2 separate regions of the Homo sapiens genome follow, and region 2 is linked to region 1. A link is an interaction called in ENCODE POLR2A ChIA-PET data of the cell type or tissue named here. Cell type or tissue: OCI-LY7. All regions are shown on one strand. Links, peaks and the distances in the headings refer to the core of each region. The heading gives the core; the rest is flanking DNA.

Region 1 (10,726 bases), core at 1,222-9,221:
GGGCTCACATTTGGTTTCGTGCTCTGCTGTTCTTTAAATTTTACTGACTTTTAAACATGAGACCTGCATTTTCATTTTACACCTGGTCCTGAAAATTATGTAGCCAGTCCTGGCTGACCTTTCCAGAGGACATTTTTGCTAGAAGGCGGGTGCAGGAAGGCAGCAGGCTGGCTCCGCTGCTGATCGCTGTTTGCTATCCAAATACACGTCCCCATGTTGTTGACTCAGCCACCAGGTATTAGGAAGTGCGGGGCTTCCCGCCCCAGCTAGAGAGCCCGGCCTAACTCAGATGAGATATGTGAGTGCTGGAAAGTGTCATCATTTAAGAAGCTACCAGGGTCTGCCGGATGTTAGGCACAACATGGTCCTGATCCTGTCCCGGCACATAAGAAGCACGATGGTGCTGAGGCCCGAAAGCCAGCCTGCTAATACCCTCCTAGCCCTGGGAGTCCTGCCTTCCGCAGCCAGCTCACTGCACAGGCAGCAGGGGCAACTGTGCAAACCTGTCCACCAAGAGCTGATGGGCTCATGGGTCCAGAGTGGAGATGTCACTGCTGCAGGAGCCGGACGGCCAATGCTGAGCCAGGCCAGGAAGCCACAGCAAGTCAGTGACGCCCAGCAGCCGGAAGCTGGGGTGTTTGAGACCAAGACCATTGCCTCATGTCTCAGCCCCCACACCATGCCCCAGGGCCATTGTGTGGTTGCCAGGTCCCCACGTGAAGTGGTGAGGCAAATGCGGTCAATCACCATGGCCATGTGCCTGTGCCCAGCCTGGCCCAGCCCCCGACATCCTCCAGCAGTGCTCCCCTTCTCTGCCTGGTCCTTCACTCAAGGGATCCAAAATCCCAGTACTATACGGGCCTCTTTACCTTGCTAGAACCTCCTTCTGATGACGGAAGGCAGAGGCCCTCCAGACACCCCTTCTACCAGCAGGGAAGCCCTGGGGCTCCGGCCATCAAGCCTCTTTCTCTGAGTGAACAGAGGGTCCTAACAGCATCGTTTCTGGGAGCTTGCAACTCAGAAGATCCAAATCTCTTCAGCCCGACCTTGGGGCGATGTGGAAGAGGTCTAAGTCCCCAACAGGCGCCAGGTGTGCAAAGGAAATGCACCTGCAGGCAAAACCTGAGGCAGGTGGAGCCGGGTGCCCCACCCACGGCCAGAACAAAGAAGGCTCAGAAGGCCTGCAAGGGTGTCCTGGGCTCTAGGGTAGCAGGAGAGCAGGCGGGCCTCTCAGAAGGGGTGAGAAGAGCTGGCGGGTGAGGCAGAGGCCGGAGGAGGCTCAGCCAAGCTGCCAGGCTTCCCCTGCTGCTAGGGAGGGCCCTCCAGGAACTGAGTTAATCAGCAGGAAACCGATGGTTGTTTCCTGACAACCCTGCTGCTGCCGACACCATGGCCACCACCACCACAGGCACAGAATACACACACACACACACACACACACACACACACACACACACACACACAGGAATTTGGAAACAGGAAGGACAGCTGGCAACTTCTGGGGACCCACAATGCAATCCACTTTTTCAAATAACATAGACAAAACAGCACAAAGAATTCCTCCCTTTCCTGAGTGCAGACCATGTGTAGAGCCTCTTGCATGTGATATCTTGTTTCTATCTGGCAGAAGAACCCCTCCAGGAGTGACTGTCGTTCACCTGTTTTCTTTTCTTTTCTTTTCTTTTCTTTTTTTTTGAGACAGAGTCTCACTCTGTCACCCAGGCTGGAGTACAATGATGCGATCTCGGCTCACTGCAACCTCTGCCTCCTGGGTTCAAGCGATTCTCCCACCTCAGCCTCCCGAGTAGCTGGGACTACAGCTGCTACCACGCCCAGCTAATTTTTGTACTTTTAGTAAAGACAGGGTTTCACCATGTTAGCCAAGCTGGTCTTGAACTCCTGACCTCAAGTGATCTGCCTGCCTCGGCCTTCAGAAGTGCTGGGATTACAGGCATGAGCCACCGCATCCAGCCATTCCCATTTTCTAAACTCTGAGGGGCAAAGAAAGAAAGTCAGTGGGCCAAGCTTGCACAGCTGGTAGCGCCCACGTTTCCATACCCAGGCCAGGCAGGACTCAGAAGGCCATCTCTTAAACCACCTTGCTCTGCCTTGAATCAAGGAGTTTCTCCCCAGGCTCTGTGACCAGAGTCAAACCAAGTCTATGGGACAAGCTGGGCATGGTAGCGAATGCCTATGGTCCCAGCTACTTGGGAGGCTGAGTTGGGAGGATCGCTCAGGCCCAGGAGGTCAAGGCTGCAGTGAGCTATGATCATGCCTGTGAACAGACACTGCACTCCAGCCTGGGCAACAGAGTGAGAACCTGTCTCTAAAAAAACAGGAAAAAGGAACATATGGGACAAGGCAGAAGGCTCAACGTGGAGTAGCCGGCTAGCCTAGGAGCCAACCCCTTTCTGCCTGAACTGGCCTGTTGGGATCTCGAGGGTGAAGTGGGAGCGAGAAGACTTCTGCCTGTCCAACTCTTCTCCTGCTTTCCACTTCCTAAGCTTAAAAAGCACACCTCCCGCTGCAAACTTTCCCCACCTTTAACATCCCCAGTGCTTCTCAAACTCTGTGGTGAAAGGTCAGTTTGATTCATCTTAATCCTTAATCCCTCTCAGATCTAACATCAACAAGCAGTTTAGTCCTGAGTCCTGCCACGTGGGGTCAACAGTGCTCACCCTGGCCCACACGCTGTTCGAGATGAAGCCACCAATCGCCCATTTGGATGTCATCCTGCCAATGTCAAACTACAGAAGTTTCTAAACACCAATCCCATTTTCTATGTTTAGCTCCTCCTCTTGCTTGGTTAACATTGTGCAGAACAGCACTGGTGCATGGCCCATACTTTTGTGGGGCACTGGCCTAAGAATACACAAGAATGTTTATAAATTAAAGAATTTTAAATGCAGATATATATTTCCTCTTAAGTGAAAATTCTAGCCACAGAGCCTCAAATTTCAAACACACACTTTTTTTTTCTTTTTTTAGAAACAAGTTCTTGCTATGTTGTCCATGCTGGCCTTGAACTCCTGGACTCAAGGAATCCTCTTGCTTTAGCCTCCTGAGTAGCTAAGACTATACAGGCCAAACACACATTCTTTTTTTTTTTTTTTTTTTGAGATGGAATCTCACTCTTGCCCAGGCTGGAGTGCAGTAGCACAATCTCAGCTCACTGCAACCTCTGCCTCCTGGGTTCAAGCAATTCTCCTGCCTCAGCCTCCCAAGTACCTGGGATTACAGGTGCCCACCACCATGTCCAGCTAATTTTTGTATTTTTAGTGGAGATGGGGTTTTGCCATGTTGGCCAGGCTGGTCTCGAACTCCTGACCTCAAGTGATCCTCCTGCCTAGGCCTCCCAAAGTGCTGTGATTGCAGGCATGAGCCACCGTGCCCAGCCCCAAACACACATTCTTAATTGTTACTTTTTGGGGGCCATTTAATTTTCCAAGTTCATCCAATCTGCCTCTCCTCTCTCTTAAAAATAGAAAATAATACATTTAAATGTCCTGGAATTTACATTCAACCACATGTGATCTGCTGAGTTCCATGGAGCTGAGGTTGAAAGAGAACGTTCTGTTAATGAGAAATTCACAGTGGCTGGACACAGTGGCTCACGCCTATAATCCCAGCACTTTGGGAGACCGAGGCGGGAGGATCACCTGAGGTTGGGAGCTCGAGACCAGCCTGGCCAATATGGCAAAACTCTGTCTCTACTAAAAATACAAAAATTAGCTAGGCGTGGTGGCAGGCGCCTCTAATCCCAGCTACTTGGGAGGCTGAGGGCAAGAGAATTGCTTGAACCTGGGAGCCAGAGGTTGCAGTGAGCTGAGATCGCGCCACTGCACTCCAGCCTGGGCGACAGCGAGACTCCGTCTCAAAAAAACAGAAATTCACAGTCAATACTCAGTACACAATATAATGTTAGTAGCTGGATGGCTTCCTTCAGATGAAAATGGGCTTTAGTCGATACTAGCCCAAGTATCTGCAGGTTTAATTTCAGAATAAAAAGCCACTGTAACAGTTCATAGCTGGCCCAAGCTGGCCGTAACAACACTGGCACCTAGGAATACCTGAGGGTATTTTAAGGTGCAGGCACTTGGTTCCCACCCACCCAGATCCAGTGGATTTGGGGCTGGACCCAGGCAACTGCATTTTAACAAGCTCCCCAGCAGAGAGTGAGAGATGACGTGGCCACTGAAGATGCCCCTGCTGCATGAAAACAAGAGAGATGGGCTATGACCAGTGGCTCACAAGAATTGGTCTTGGGAATGCAAAACAAGCAAAAACAAAACCAACCGGGTTTCTCCCATGGGGCAAGTGCTGTGCAAAGACCTGGTGTTGAGAGACCAGAGTTACAGTTTTTTAGAACTTCCTGTGTGTCCTCACTTAACCTCTCTAGTCTTCCGATTTCCTCAAAGGAGACAGGACAAATGAGAGCGCTGCTTCTCAAATGTGCTGAGGAATCACCCGGGGATCTTGCTAAAATGCAGATTCTGCTTCAGCAGGTCTAGGGTGCTGTGAGAGATACTTCGTTTCCATTAATAATAAGCTCCCGGGTGATGCTGCATCCTGGATCCCCCCAGGGTACATTTCAATCCCGAGAGTCTATGATTAGTCACTATATTCACACAGCTTATGTGTTCTTTTTCATTCACTTCAATCAATGTGTTGGATTAAACTCACAACTATTATTCTCATTTATGAACAAAACCCATCACCACCAACTGTCGGGTCCACAACCTCTTGAGATGAGCCTAAGCCTCCAATTCAAATGTTTCTTTAAAGAAAGAAAAAGAAATGGCCATTTTGTATTTGTTGGTATCCATTTGTTACCAAACAATCCATTAAGCATTTTTTTTTTTTTCTTTTTTTTTGAGACGGAGTCTCGCTCTGTCGCCCAGGCTGGAGTGCAGTGGCGGGATCTCGGCTCACTGCAAGCTCCGCCTCCCGGGTTCACGCCATTCTCCTGCCTCAGCCTCCCAAGTAGCTGGGACTACAGGCGCGCGCCACCATGCCCGGCTAATTTTTTGTATTTTTTTAAGTAGAGACGGGGTTTCACCGTGTTAGCCAGGATGGTCTTGATCTCCTGACCTCATGATCTGCCTGCCTCGGCCTCCCAAAGAGCTGGGATTACAGGCGTGAGCCACCGCGCCCAGCCAATTTTTTTTTTTTTAATTTGAAATGACCCTCTCTGCAGCACAGATACAGCTCTTTCCTACTGGGCATATGTGACTGCCCTGTTGGGAAGGTGGCTTCATATTCCCACCCAGATGGGCCTGCTTGGTGCCCCCTCCCCCACTGGTTAACACACACTCTGTGCGCACATGTTCAGAGTGTTCGGCCAGGGCCTGGCACATGATAAGCATTCAACTCCTGCCAGCTGTTTCGTTCAGAGACAAGGAAATGAAAGCCCAGAAGGCTTACGATTTGCTGAAAGTCAAGTTCTTGGCAAAACCAAGACCGGCCTTGAAACCCATCCCTCCTTCCTCTGTGCCTCAGTTTCCTCATCTATAAAATGGAGCTGATAGCTAATTCTTTCTTTTTTTTTTTTTTTTTTTTTTTTGAGATGGAGTTTTGCTCTTGTTGCCCAGGCCGGAATGCAATGGCGTGATATTGGCTCACTGCAACCTCTGCCTCCCAGGTTCCAGTGATTTTCCTGCCTCAGCCTCCCAAATAGCTGGGATCACAGGCATGCACCACCACATCCGGCTAATTTTGTATTTTTAGTAGAGACGGGGTTTCACCATGTTGGCCAGGCTGGTCTCGAACTCCTGACCTCAGGCGATCCATCCGCCTCAGCCTCCCAAAGTGTTGGGATTACAGGTGTGAGCCACTGTGCCCGGCCGATAGCTAATGCTAATGGCTGTTGTGAAAATTAAATAAGGAATGTCTGTAAATGCACTTAGGCTGGCACTTAATAACTGCTCATATGATTGTGATTATCAAGCTTGATCTTTTTAATTACTAAAAAGTTTTTTGGCCAGGCACGGTGGGTCACGCCTGTAATCCCAGCACTTTGGGAGGCCGAGGTGGGCGGATCACCTAAGGTCAGGAGTTTGAGACCAGCCTGGCCAACATGGTGAAACCCCATCTCTACTAAAAATAGAAAAATTAGCCGGGCATGGTGGCATGTGCCTGTAATCCCAGCTACTCGGGAGGCTGAGGCAGGAGAATCACTGGAACCCGGAGGTGGAGGTTGTAGTGAGCCAAGATCAAACCACTGCACTCCAGCCTAGACGACAGAGTTGAGACTCTGTCTCAAAAACAAAACAGAACAAAAAATTTTTTTGTAGAGACTGGGTCTTGCTACCTTTCCCAGGCTGGTCTCAATCTCCTGGCCGCAAGCGATCCTCCCACCTTGGCTTCCCAAAGTGCTAGGATTACATGTGTGAGCCACCATGCTTGGTCTATTATCAAGTTTGAAAGTCCCAGAATGACATAAAATCCATTCCCGTTTGAGTTGGAGTTTGTTCATTCTCTGTGGTTTGTATCAGCACTAACTGCCCTGGTGATGTCAAATGGCCAGAAGGGCCCCTACACCTTGCTGGGACCTTTTAGGTTGGACCAGGAGAGCTCACCACCCTGTAAATATATCCCATGACACACACCTGGCTGGTGCTCTCCCAGAGAAACCTTCTCCAGCTGAGGGAAACCCTGTGCAAATATGTTCCTGGGTCAAAGTCCTCTGAGAGGTTTCCCAGTGGGCACTCATTCCACACCCACATTTATTATCTCTATAATTGCCAGGCATGGGAGTAGGCGTTGGGAAAAAGTAAGAGCAATAAACAGAGCACAGCCTTTCCCTGCCATGAGCTTACTAAACTGTAAATAACTTGCTTTTAAATTAACATTTTCCATTATAAAATTAATAAAACCACCCATTACAAAAGGTTTGAAAAAGACGGATGAGAAAAACATGAATACTCCTTCTCACCCTAATGCAACCACTTCTTGTGTATTTCTTCCCAGTCCTCTTCATGCATGTGTTTTTCACATGGTTTTGATCACAGTGTATACAATCTGGTGTCCTACTTGTTTTCCCTTATCTGGATGCCACAAGCAATTTTCCATCTTGCATGTCCGTAATCGATCACCCATGTTCATAGTCACACCGTTCACACACATCCCCATTTGCCTGCCAATTCTTGCACTGGAGGACATTGAGATTGCTTCCCGTCTGTCCACACTGCCCAACAAATCACCTCCATGCATTCACGCACAGAGAAGATAAAGGGAAGAGGCAAATGTCAGGTAATTTGATGGTGTCAGAAGGGACTTGGTGAATAATGACACTGTGTCAACTGGGGCAAGTTACTTAACCTCTCTGAACCTCAACTTCCTGTAATATGGGCAGAATTGTAAAAAGGATTTAAACAGGAGGCCATTGGTAAACTCCCAGCACAGGGCATGATCCACAATAAATGCATGTTTTCTTTTCTCTTACATATCAGCAGGTCATGTTGGTGACTCCTAAATACCTTCTCAGAGACTGGGACAATCTGCAGAGACACCCTTGGAGCACAGTGCAGCAGCTTCCCATACCCTGCATTCAGATTGCTAAGTTCTGGGTGACAGAGGATTTGTATGCGGAACTATTGAAGGGAGAAATGATGTGTGCTCTGTAACTTTCTTCAAAATGGTTCAGGAAAAAATATATATACCTGTGCAGATGAAGCAAATATGGCAAATGTTAACATCTATTATATCTCAGCCATTGGTGTATGGGTATTTACTGTTATATACTTTCAATTTTTCTCAATAGTTGAAATTCTTTCATAATAAAATCTTTTAAAAACTCTTCTAATTTAAAAAGTTAAAAATGGTATACTTTCAAAACTTGTATTGCATTCATTAATTTCTTCAACAAATATTAATTCAATAGAGTCAACAAATATTAACTCAATTTAGTATCTGTTACGCAGAACTGACCTGGTTCCTAGCCTCATGGAGCTCACCATTTGGCATTTTCTTTAGGTCGGGCATTTGTTTGCTAATTATATCGTCTGTGCATATTGTCTTCAAATTTAAATCTTTTTTTTTTTTTTTCGAGACAGTGTCTCACTCCATCACCAAGGCTAGAGTACAGTGGCACAATCTCGGCTAACTGCAACCTCCCAGGTTCAAGTGATTCTCATGCCTCAGCCTTCCGAGCAGCTGGGACTATAGGCACACACCACCACATCCAGCTAATTTTTGTATTTTTAGTAGAGACAGGGTTTTGCCATGTTGGCCAGGCTGGTTTTGAACTCCTGGCCTCAAATGATCAGCCTGCCTTGGCCTCCCAAAGTGCTAGTATTACAGGCATGAGCAAGGCCTTCAAATTTAAATCTTGATTTTTAAAAACTAATCTATATATAGGATCTTGGTAGAATTAAAATATCAATGGCTGGGCATATGGCTCACGTCTATAATCCTAGCACTTTGGGAGGCCGAGGCAGGTGGATCATTTAAGGTCAGGAGATTGAGACAAGCCTGACCAACATGGTGAAACCCCGTCTCTACTAAAAATACAAGAATTAGCCGGGTTGGTGGCACACGCCTGTGATCCCAGCTACTTGGGAGGCTGAGGCAGGAGAATCGCTTGAACCCAGGAGTTGGACATTGCAGTGAGCTGAGATCTCGCCATTGCACTCCAGCCTGGGCGACAGAGCAAGACTCTGTCTCCAAAAAAAAAACAGAAGAAGAAAAAGAAGTTACAATTTTTTAAGGTAGTCAAATCTGTTGAATTTTTTGATGACTTTTGCTATTGGTTCTAAACTTTGGAAATAAACCTCTAGCCTAAGATTTGGCAGAGGGTAAATTGTACTTACTGTTATTTAATACTTTTACTCTTTCTTTATAATATTTATATGTTTCTGTTTCAGTATTATCATGTTGACTAGAGTGTTAAAAGCAATGTTAAATAGTGATGGTGATGGCAGACCTCCTTATTTTGTTACTGGTTTCCACAAGAATGCCTCTAGTGTTTAAGTTAATTACAGAATTGGTTATTGGTTTGAAATATTTTTTATTATGCTAAGAATGCACCCTTCTGTTCCTTTTTTTTGCTGTATTGGTTAGGTAGACATGGTTGTTCAATTTAATCATTTTTCCCCAGCACATATTGGAAACAATACGGTTTTACTTTTTTAATGCATTAGCATGACGTAGTTACTATATTAAGCTTTCCTAATATTGACTATTCTTTCCTCCTGCCCCACTGGGTTATGGTGGATGACTTGTTTAATATATTATTGAATTCTATTTCCTACCCAGCATTTTCATGCTTCAAAATAGTCTCTTTGCCATGTTTAATATCAGGCTTATTTTGCTTTGTAGAATGAACTGGAGAGCTCTCCATCTTTTGCTAAGCTGTGGAACAGCTTAGCATTATCAGTATTATCAAATTCAAAATAATTAACTAGCAAAAACACTTGGGACCAGTGTCTTTGGTGGGTAGAGGGGCAATGCTTCGATAAGGATTGAAAATTTTTTCTCAATTAGCAACATATATATTTTCAGAAAAGCATGCATTTAATTGAGATTTTGAAATTATGCCTATGATTGTGCATACGTTTCTATTATTTTAAAATCTCCTCTGTATCTATTGCAATGTCCCCTTTCTCATTCCCTTTTTTTTTTTTGTTGTTGTTGTTGTTGTTTTGTTTTTTTTCTCATTTCTCCCTTTTATTTCTCAAATAGAATTGCCAGGGGTTAGGCTACTTTACTGTTTGTTTAAAAACAGAATCAGCTCTTGGATACGTTTGCTGATTTCACTGTGTTTCCGTTTCTTAATTCATTGATTTCTGCCTTTATCTTTACTATTTTTTTCCCCTCTCATTTTCCTTAGGGGCTGTTTTTATTCTTTTTTTTTCCTAAGCACTCAGGCTGAATGCTTAGTTTATTTGCCTTTTCTCTCTCCCTTTTTAATAATAAAAGCATTTAAGGCTATGAGAATAGTGCCAGCTGTCTCCCATAGGTTTGGGTATGTGGCATTCTAGTTTTCAATGCTTTCTAAATATTTGTCAGTACATTCTTTATTTCTTCCTTGAACCAATAGCAATTTAAGTGCTTTAAATTTTTTCAAGTGGTTGGGTTTTAGTTTGTTTAAATTTACAATATTTTGGCGAGGTTTACTGCATGGTGATCAAAGGACTCCCCGACTGGCACAATTTCTGTTTTGGGTAGAATATGAGTTTTTGCAGTTGGTTACTGGTAGCTGACAGAAATGTTTGCAAAGCATATGCTCACTTGTAAAGCCCATGTGCTTTTTTAAAGTTTTTGTTTGCCATAATGTTATGTCAAATGAAAAAGAAAAATGATATAAAGTTCAATGTGCTTGTAACCATGTTTAAAATACAGTGTATTTACATATATGCAATGAAAAAGGCTGTGAGGAAATACACAAAAGTACTAAATGGTGTTGGTAATTTCCAGCTTGTGAGATTATGGAGCAATTTGTACTGTCTTTACCCTTGTCTGTGTTTATCAGATTGTCTACATAAACCATAAGGTTGACTATTTTAATAATAAGATTTCTTTAAATATGTATTTGCCCAAGGTTTGGTCACAGACATGCTCTGCTGTTAGAACAGTATTTCTGCAAAACTCCCCCTGGCCAGAGAGTGAAGGAAGCCACCAAGAAGAACTTGAGGAATAATTGGATTTAGACCCAAAAGAGTGTTGATGCCTGCAGACGGTGGCCCTGTGAGGGACCCGGTCACCCTGGCTCTGGAGGAGGAAATTC
Region 2 (10,726 bases), core at 1,731-9,730, 87 kb before region 1:
CCAGGCTAGTCTTGAATTCCTGAACTCAAGCAATCCTCCCACCTTGGCCTCCCAAAGTGCTTAAGTTACTGGTGCCCAGCCCATAACATCACTTTGTAACCCATAGCATATACAATGGTAATTTGCCAATTTACAATTTAAAAATATGTTGTAGAAGAATATTTAATGGCAAAGAAAAATGCCCTAAAGTGTTAAGTAACAGATGAGGGCTAAAAAAATAACTTTTATCAATTCTTGAGAACACATTGTTTTTCACATTTAAACATACCTGAAATCAGGGTGGATACAAATCAATTCTAGATTAATTATAGGTATCATTGTAAAAGTTTTAAAAAAGCCTAAAGCTTCTGTACTTTAGGAAGATACTATAGAAGTTTTTTGTTTGTTTGTTTGTTTGTTTGTTTTGAGACAGAGTCTCACTCTGTTGCCCAGGCTGGAGTGCAATGGCGAAATCTTGGCTCACTGCAACTCCACCTCCTGGGTTCAAGCGATTCTCCTGCCTCAGCCTCCCGAGTAGCTGGGACTTCAGGCACATGCCACCACGCCCGGCTAATTTTTTGTGTTTTTAGTACAGATGGGGTTCCACTGTGTTAGCTAGGATGGTCTCGATCTCCTGACCTCGTGATCCGCCCACCTCGGCCTCCCAAAGTGTTGGGATTACAGGTGTGAGCCACCACGCCCGGCCTATAGGAGTTTTCAAAAAGGCATAAGTCTTCTAGAAGATACTATAGGAGAATACTTTCACAATCTTGGGATAGGAAAAGATTTATTACATAGGACATAGAAATAATAAACATAAAAGATATGTTGACAGAGCGTGGTGGCTCACACCTGTAATCCCAGCACTTTGGGAGGCCAAGACAGGTGGATCGCCTGAGGTCAGGAGTTTGAGACCAGCCTGGCCAACATGGTGAAACCCTGTCTCTACTAAAAATATAAAAATTAGCTGGGCGTGGTGACAAATGCCTGTAATTCCAGCTATTCTGGAGGCTGAGACAGGAGAATCACTTGAACCTGGGAGGCAGAGGTTGCAGTGAGCTGAGATCATGCCACTGCACTCCAGCCTGGGCAACAGAGCAAGACTCCATCTCAAAAAACAAACAAACAAACAAATAAACAAAAGATATGTCGACCTAGAGGAAAAAACTGAGGGAAAATCATTTATACAAATAGAGAGTTTATTTGGGCCAAGTTGAGGACTGCAACCTGGGAGCACAGATTCAAGTTGCCCTGAATAAATGCTCCAATTAGCAATATTTACAGATGGGTTTTTAAAGGAAAAAAGGAGAAGCAGTCCCTAAATGGTCTACCAAGAATTTACATTAAAATAATATAAGCTATTGATTGGCTATCCATTGATTTTTTTTGTATCAGGAATTCCAGGACATGAAGATAACAGATAAGGAAAAAAAAAAAAAAAAAAGGCCTTTAAACAGGTGCCCCAGGCCTGAATGTGGGAGGGCCTGGGGAGCTGTGACTGAAGTCCCATACTCAAGTCTCTCTGGGCCTGATCAATTTTGTATACAATTTCACATAGCTCAGACTGTTCTGAGCTATTTTTCTTTTCTCAGGTCAATAAGTTGGACTACATTAAAATTAAGAGTTTTTGTGCATCGAAAGATGTGTTAAAAAAATAAAGCAAGCCATTGAGTAAGAGGACATTTGCAACACATACATCCAAAAAGGAGACTCTGGGCGTGGTGGCTCATGCCTGTAATCCCAGCACTTTGGGAGGCTGAGGCAGGTGGGTCACTTGAGGTTAGGAGTTCGAGACCAGCCTGACCAACATGGTGAAACCCCATCTCTACCAAAAAAAAAAAAAAAAAAAAAAAAAAAAATTAGCTGGGCATGGTTGCGTGTGCCTGTAATTCCAACTACTTGGGAGGCTGAGGCAGGAGAATTACTTGAGTAACCTGAGAGATGGAGGTTGCAGTGAGCTGAGATCACGCCACTGTACTCCAGCCTGGGTGACAGAGCAAGACTCTGTCTCAAAATAAATAAATAAATACATAAATAAGGAGACTCATATCAAAATGTATATCAAGGCTGGGCGTGGTGGCTTATGCCTGTAATCCCAGCACTTTGGGAGGCCGAGGCAGCAGATTACCTGAGGTCAGGAGTTCAAAACCAGCCTGGCCAACATGGCAAAACCCGTCTCTATTAAAAATACAAAAACTAGCTGGGGGTGGTGGTGCACATCTGTAATCCCAGCTACTCAGGAGGCTGAGGCAGGAGAATTGCTTGAATCTGAGAGGCAGAGGTTGCAGTGAGCTGAGATCGCGCCACTGCACTCCAGCCTGGGTAACAGAGCGAGACTCCGTCAAAAAAAAAAAAAAAAGAAAAAAGAAAAAAAATGTATATCGAACTCCTACAAATCACAAACAAGCAGAAAAGCCAATGGAAAAACAGGCAAAAGATTTGAAACAGGTGCTTCACGAGAGAATATCCAAATAGCTAATAAGCATATGAAAAGGAACTCAATCTCATTAGTCCCCAGGGAAATGCAATTTAAAAATCGCACTGAGCTCCCACTACACCCACCAGAATAACTAAAGCTGAAAAGAATGACAATGCTGTTATCAGTGCTGTAGAGAAACTGAAACTCTCATACTTTGCTGGTAGAATATAAATTAGACAATCAATTTGAAAAGTTGGCAGTGTCTATTAAAACTGAACACTTTATATATGTATGTGTACGTCCTATGACCCAGTAATTCACTCATAAGTATTATTCCACAGAATTTTGTATATATGTACAGAAGATAAGTGTAAGAACGTTCATAGAAGCATCGTTAGTAATAGCCCCAAACTGTAAACACCCGATGTTCATCAATAGTAGAATGCAAATAGTAGAAATAAATTATGGCAGGTTCATAAAATGCAACTTTAGATAGCAACGGAATTAGTAAATTACAGCTACATGCAAAAACATGAATGAAGTTTATAATGTAATGTTGAGAAAAAGACACAACAGAGTATATACTGTATGACTTTATTTACACAAAAATAAAAATGGGCAAAATCAATCATTTTAGTAGAAGTTAGGATAGTAGTAGTGACCTTTGGGGAATTTGGAAAAATAATGTCTAAGAGAGAACTTAAGGATGGTTTCTGGGTTGCAGGTAATGTTGTTTTCTTTTCTTTTTTGAGACGGAGTCTCGCTCTGTCGCCCAGGCTGGAGTACAGCGCGATCTTGGCTCACTGCAACCTCCGCCTCCCAGGTTCAAGCGACTCTCCTGTCTCAGCCTTTAGGGCCTCACCTCTTAATACCATCTCACTGGCCATTGATTTTTTTTTTTTTTTTTTTTTGAGATGGAGTCTTGCTCTGTTGACCAGGCTAGAGTGCAGTGGCAGGATCTCGGGTCACTGCAACCTCCGCCTCCCGGGTTCAAGTGATTCTCCTGCCTCAGCCTCCAGAGTACCTGAGATTACAGGCATGCACCATGACTCCTGGCTATTTTTTTTTGTATTTTTAGTAGAAACGGGGTTTTGCCATGTTGGCCAGTCTGGTCTTGAACTCCTGACCTCAAGTAATCTGCCCGCCTTGGCCTCCCAAAGTGCTGGGATTACAGGTGTGAGCCACCACGCCTGGCCCAGCCATTAAATTTTAATACATGAATTCTGTGAGACATTTAGACCTTAGCAGTGAGAGTAAAATAAAACAAGTTGAAACAGAGAAACTTAATTCTCACAGACTTTTGTTAAAAGACCTGTTGAATGACACCTTTCAGTTATTAGGAAATTGAACCCAGGAGGCAGGAGTGAAATTCAAGACACAATGCTGAGTAAAGAAACTGGCATGGCTGGGTGGCTCACACCTGTAATCCCAGCACTTTTGGGAAGCTGAGGTGGGAAGATCCCTTGAACCCAGGAGTTTGAGACCAGCCTGGGCAACATAGGAAGACCCCTGTCTCTATGAAAAAAGAAAGAAAGGTGCAAACATGTTTATACATCTACTTGAAAAGAAAAATGAGGAGGCTTAGAACTCCCACTGGAACTAAAATATTATGGACTAATAACATGAAAGATGGGAGAATTGGAGAGAAATAATCTAAGTTTCTCATATTTTTAAGAAGGATAAATAAAATAATGAGTTTTAAACTTTGTAAAGTCAAGAATTTAATTTTTCCTTCCCTTCCCTTTCCCTTTTTCTTTTCTTTCTCCTTCCTCCCTTCCTTCCTTCCTTCTTTCCTTTCCTCCCTCCCTTCCTCCCTCCCTCTTTCTCTTTCTTTCTTTTCTTTTCTTTCCTTCTTTCCTTCTCTCTCTCTCTTTCTTTTTCTTTTTTTTCTTTCTGATACAGGGTCTTGCTCTGCCACCCAGGCTAGAGTGTAGTGGTGTGATCATGGCTTACTGCCACCTTGACCTGAGCTCAAGGGATCCCCCTGCCTCAGCCTCCTGAGTAGCTACAGGTGTGTGCCATCACATCTGGCTAATTGTTTTTCAATTTTGGTAGAGATAGGGTCTTGCTATGCTGCCCAGGCTGGTCTCAAACTCCTGGCTTCAAGTGATACTCCTGCCTCAGCTTCCCAAAGTGCTGAGATTATAGATGTGGGTTCCCAAGTCTGAATTTAATTTCTAAACAGGTAGAAATAGAACATATCATTTCCATACCAGTAAGGGAGGTAGAGGAGAATAAAGAAATCTTGGCTGATCCGATAGAAAGCTTAAAAGGATGTGAAAAGAAGCAAAAGAAGGCCAGGCGTGGTAACATGGGCGTATAGTCCCAACTACTTGGGAGCCTGAGGTGGGAGGATCCCTTGACCTAGAAGCCTGAAGTTGCAGTGAGCTACGGTCACACCACTGCACTCCAACCTGGCCAACAGAGTGAGACCTTGTCTCCAAAATAAATAAATAAATAGATAAGCAAAAGAAAAGCATGGCAAATAGAAAGTACAAAATAAAGTGATAGAAATGTAAAAAATATTCAGCAATCTCCATAAATGTGAACAGTGTAAATATGTTTATAAAAGACAAAGACTTTCAGCTGGGCACAGTGGTTCACGGCTATAATCCCAGCACTTTGGGAGGCCGAGGTAGGCAGATCACGAAGTCAGGAGTTTGAGGCTAGCCTGGCCAACATGGTGAAACCCCATCTCTACTAAAACTACAAAAATTAGCTGGGCCTGGTGGTTCGTACCTGTAATCCCAGCTACTGGGGAGGCTGAGGCAGGAGAATCACTTGAACCTTGGAGGCGGAGATTGCAGTGAGCCGAGCTTGTGCCACTGCACTCCAGCCTGGGCAAGAGAGCAAGACTCCATCTCAAAAAAAAAAAAAAAAAGACAGACTTTCAAAGTATGTTACAAAACCAAAACTCAGCTATGTGTGGATACACATAAAATATGTAACATAAAAAATTAAAAGTAAAAGGCATGAAAAAAGTTGTATCAGGCAAATACGGACCAAAGTAAAGCTGGTGTAGCAATATACAATAGTTCAAAATAAATCTTAAGGCAAAACGCAAGTTTAGGTATAAAGAGAATCATTATTTAATGATAAAAGGAGTAATTTACTAGAAAAATATAACAGGTATGAGCATAACACTTAAGAAAACTTCATAATATATATAGCACAAATGGATGGAATTACCAAGAGGAATGAACACATCCACAATCACACTGGGCAGTCTTAACACCTCTCTTAGAAACAAATAGCTTATAAAAACTTACAAGAACATAGATTTCAGTGGCGCTACTTGGGAGGCTGAGGTGGAAGGATTGCTTGAGCCCAGGAGGTCAAGGCTGCAATGAGCTGTGATCGTATCACTGCACTCTAATGCATCTCCCCCTGCCAAAAAAAAAAAAAAAAAAAAAAAATCGGAAAAGATTGGGTGTAGTGGCTCACACCTGTAATCCTAACACTTTGGGAGGCTGAAGTGGGAGGATTGCTTGAGTCCAGGAGTTCAAGACCAGCCTGGACAACATAGCAAGACCTTGTCTCTGCTAAAAAACAAAACAAATCAACAACAACAACAAAAAGAATACCTAGGGCTGGATGCGGTGGCTCACACCTGTAATCCCAGCACTTTGGGAGGCCAAGGTGGGCAGATCACCTGAGGTCATGAGTTCGAGACTAGCCTGGCCAAAATAGGCAAACCCTGTCTCTACTAAAAATACAAAAATTAGCCAGGCATGGTGGCGCATGCCTGTAATCCCAGCTACTCAGAGACTGAGGCAGGAGAATCACTTTAACCTGGGAGGCAGAGGTTGCAGTGAGCCGAGATCGGGCCACTGCACTCTAGCCTGGGTGACAGAGCGAGACTCCATCTCAGAAAAAAAATATATAAATCAAATAAAAAATAAATAAAAGAATACCTAGAACTGGGTGTGGTGGTATGAACCTGTAGTCCCAGCCACTTGGGAGGCTGAGGCAGGAAGATTAATTGAGCCCAGGAATTCAAGCCCAGCCTGGGCAACATAGCAAGGCTCTATCTCTTAAAACACAAACAAAGGCCAGGTGCAGTGGCTCACGCCTGTAATCCCAGCACTTTGGGATGCTGAGGTGGGAGGATTGCCTGGGTCCAGGTGGTCGAGGCTGCAGTGAGCCGAGATCATGCCACTGCACTCCAGCCTGGGTGATAGAGTGAGACCTTATGTCAAACAACAACAAAACCAAAACACCTGGAACTTACACATTTGACCACACATTGGACCACCAAAGAAGAGTCAATACATGTCAAAGAGGACAAATTATAAACTAACAAAGACTTCCCTTTGGCCAAAACTTCAGTCAGCCTCCTCTGAGTCCTCTGCCTCCATAGGCCTGACCTCGGGCTTCCCTCTCTATCTTTGTAGAATCCAGTTTGAGCAAATGACCAGCTAAGTCAGTTTAACAAAATCTAGGCCAGGCACGGTGGCTTGCGCCTGTAATCCTAGCACTTTGGGAGGCCAAGGTGGGTGCATCAGCCTGGGCAACATAGCGAAAACCCATCTGTATAAAAAATACAAAAAAATTAGGATGCATGCCTGTGGTCCCAGCGATTCGGAGGCTGAGGCAGGAGGATCGCCTGAGTCCAGGTGGTCGAGGCCGCAGTGAGCCGAGAACGTGTCACTGCACTCCAGCCTGGGTGACAGAGTGAGACCCTGTCTCAATAAAAAAGAAAGAAAGAAGAAAGAAAGGAAAGGAAAAGAACAAGGAAAGGGGAAATTAAAGGAAAGGAAAGGAAGGAAGGAAGGAAAAAAGAAGGAAGGCAGGCCCCAACCTTGGTATCTGACCCCCTTTGATATCTTATCACCCTGGCCTGCCTTCAGCAATAATGCTATCAGTCAGTTTAGCCAGAACAGAAGCCCTTTTATCCTCGATGTTTCTTTTTAGTAGTTTTCCATCCACTGATACTCAACCCCCCGCTCCTTGGTTATAGATCCCCACTTGTCCTTGTTGGAGTTGGAGTTGAGTCCACTCTCTCCCCCACTACAAGACCCCATCACAGTGGTCCCTAAACCTATCACCATAGCTCACCTTGGATAAAACCTGCCTTGCCATCTTTAACAAGCATCATGAATCATTTTTTCTTTAGCAAGACCCAGTGCAATAAAACATAAAATCACTATCAAAAAGACAGCTCCTAAATCCTATGTGTTTGTAATTTAAAAATATGTTTACATTAATTATTGGGACAATTTGGGAAAACTTAATATGGACTATATATTATACGGTATATTAAATAAAAATTATAGAAGCCCATTATTTTGGACAAAGTTCCTGGGCTAGGCCCTAACAGACCAGACTGAAAATCAAAATGGAGTCACCCATGCTACAGTTCCATTTTCACCACACCTACAATAAATTGTTGGTTGACCTTTGAAGAAATCAGAAGGAAGAGACAGCGGATTTCCCAAACAGATCTGTTTAAATCTTTACTTGATATAATAAAGTCCTTACACAAAAAAAGTAACCTAAAATAATCTGCTGTTAACTAATCAGTTATTTTTATTTTGTTCTGTCTTCCTTTCCCTGCCTTACAAGAAACAGTAATTTGATTTTATTTTAATGAATTTATTTATTTAGAGATGGAGTCTCGCTCTGTCGCCCAGGCTGGAGTGCAATGGTGCAATCTCAGCTCACTGCAACCTCTGCCTCCCAGGTTCAAGCGATTCTCTTGAATTAGTTCAAGATTCACTTGAATGTGGGAGGCGGAGGTTGCAGTGAGCTGAGATCGCACCACTGCAATCCAGCCTGGGCGAGATTAAGTCTCAAAAAGAAAAGAAAAAGAAAAAGAAAGAAGAATATCTACAAATAAATGAAGTGCACAGTCCAAACCTGTGTTGTTGAAGGCTCAACTGTAATGCACTCTTTGTTCTTTGTTTCTGCTTTCTTCAGCCCTTCTCTGTCTATAGGGCCAATCTCCATGGCCAGGTATGGTGGCTCATGCCTGTAATTCCAGCACTTTGGGAGGCTGAGGCAGGAGGATTGCCTAAGCTCAGGAGTTCAAGACCAGCCTGCACAACATAGTAAGACCTCATCTCTACCAAGAACAAAAAAATCAGCCAGGCATGGTATTGCATGCCTGTAGTCCCAGCTACTGGGGAGGCTGAGGTGGGAGGATCACTTGAGCCCAGGAGATTGAGGTTTCAGTGAGCTGTGATTATGTCACTGCACTCCAGCCTGGGTGACAGAGACCCTGTCTCAAGAAAAAAAAAAAAAAAAGCCAACCTTCTCTGCTCAGCTCATTATAACACTTATTCTGTTTTATGGAATAAAGTGTTGCCTGATTCTAGAATCACACATAAAGGAAATTGAGATCTTTATTATAAATTTATTGTAATTTTGTCTTTTGACATGTATAAATATTAAATATCTTGTGTGTGATAATGTGGCCTCCATTTTTGTTGAGATGCAATTACTCTCTTCTAGTATAATTATTCTCAAATGTTTTTATTTCGGTGTTACCACCCAACAGGTTCTTCTTCCTTGCCACACAGAAAAAGCCAATATGTTGAAACAGAAGGTGTTGCAGTAGAGAAAGAGTTTAATAATCATAGGGTGCTGAGCAAAGAGGACCAGAGATGTTTCTCAAATCCATCTCAACAAGAACTCAGAGGCTAGGGCTTTTAAGGACAATTTGACAGTCAGGGGACTAAGGAATTGGTGCTGCTGATTGGCTGGAGATGAAATAATAGGAATGTTTAAACTGTTTGGTGTGCTGAGTCAGTTTCTGGATGGGGCCACAGGACTGGTGGAGTCAGTCCGTTGGTGTGGGTCATGGGTCTGAGTGAAGTCAGCTGGTCTGCCAGAATGCAAAAGTGTGAGAAATATCTCAGACCAGCCTTAGGTTTACAATAGTGATGTTATCTACAGGAACAACTAGGGAAGTTGCAAATCTTGTGACCTCCAGCAGTTACAAATCTATATGGCTGCTGAGCAGTAAGTGATTATAGAAAAGCAAGTATGTTTACAGGTTAGCATAATTCAGACCCCTCCCATGATTCTAAATTCGAGGTCTTTCATTAGCTTTCCAAACGCGGTTTCAGTCCCAAACATGATGGGGGTTAGTTTTGGGAAAGGATTATTATCATCCTTCTTTTCTTTTCTTTCTTTTCTCTCTCTCGCTCTCTTTTTTTTTTATTTTATTTTTTTGTAGAAACAGGGTCTCACTCTGTTTCCCAGGCTGGTCTCAAACCCCTGGCTTCAAGTGATCCTCTAGCCTCAGCCTCCCAAAGTACTTAGATTACAGGCATGAGCCACTGCGCCAGGCTAACCCTTGCTTTAAGGTTAAACTATAAACAAAATTCGTCCCATACTTAGCTTGGCCTATGCCCAGGAATGAGCAAGGGCAGTTAGCTTGTGAGGTTAGAAGCAAGATGAAGTCAGTTATATTATATTTCTCTCACTGTTGTAATTTTTGCAGAGGTGGTTTTATTGGCATCCTTTTACAGACATTGTTTTTGAGGATTCCAAAGAGGTTTTGCAGTTATGGGTTATATATAAGCATATTTACTGAGTTAAAAGTTAGAAACGAATATGTTTTAGAAATATTTATTTAGGCCGGACGCGATGGCTCATGCCTGTAATCCCAGCACTTCGGGAGGCCGAGATGGGTGGATCACGAGGTCAAAAGATTGAGCCCATCCTGGCCAACATGGTGAAATCCCATCTCTACTAAAAATATAAAAATTAGCTGGACGTGGTGGGACACGCCTGTAGTCCCAGCTACTTGGGAGGCTGAGGCAGGAGAATCGCTTGAATGTGGGAGGCAGAGGTTGCAGTGAGCCGAAATCGTGCCATTGCACTCCAGCCTGGCGACAGAGGGAGACTGCATCTCAAAGAAAGAAAAAAAAAATTTATTTAAAAATAACTACAGTTTCCAAAAAAAACTTCATGAGAAGAATTGCATTGTTTACATTTTTGCAGTTCTCTCAATATCTGACTTAATGAAAGTAGCTGGATTCTCATAGCTGCTTCTGCATTTGTGTTGCTATTATGCTGTTTGGGTTGAAGTATATGAAGAAAACCCAGCCTCACACAGCTGCAAAAGGAAGGCCGGGGCGGGGGGCGGGGCGAGTATTTCATAGTTTTTTCAGATATTGAGAATATAACCATCCCTTGGTATCCATGGAGGATTGTTCCAGAACTTCCTGTGGATACCAAAATCTCAGGATGCTCAAGTCCTTGATATAAAATAGTGTAGTACTTACATATGACCAACAAATATCTGTCTGTATACTTTATTTATTTATTTATTTAGAGACGGAGTCTTGCTCTGTCGCCCAGGCTGGAGTGCAGTGGCAG

Evidence for each region. ChIA-PET counts read pairs that join two places held together with the same protein. Peaks named below come from ENCODE experiments on the same cell type or tissue, not always from the same donor. Only the 100,000 strongest peaks of a DNase experiment are listed, where the experiment ranks them.
Region 2: POLR2A ChIA-PET joins it to region 1 with 14 read pairs; 2 of 35 experiments call an interaction of 5 or more read pairs at or near these places.

Annotation. Positions count from the first base shown.
Region 1 is chr15:90,025,167-90,035,892 of GRCh38, reverse strand. All of the region lies in intron 1 of ZNF710 (zinc finger protein 710), which reads right to left. Among named protein-coding and RNA genes, the nearest start is that of MIR3174, 24 kb to the right of the region's middle. In OCI-LY7, for the core only: no CTCF peak of the experiment used is centred there; DNase peaks (open chromatin) are centred at 1,312 and 4,342.
Region 2 is chr15:90,113,039-90,123,764 of GRCh38, reverse strand. All of the region lies in intron 2 of IDH2-DT (IDH2 divergent transcript), which reads right to left. Among named protein-coding and RNA genes, the nearest start is that of IDH2, 16 kb to the right of the region's middle. RefSeq lists an enhancer at 1,679-2,178. In OCI-LY7, for the core only: no CTCF peak of the experiment used is centred there; no DNase peak of the experiment used is centred there.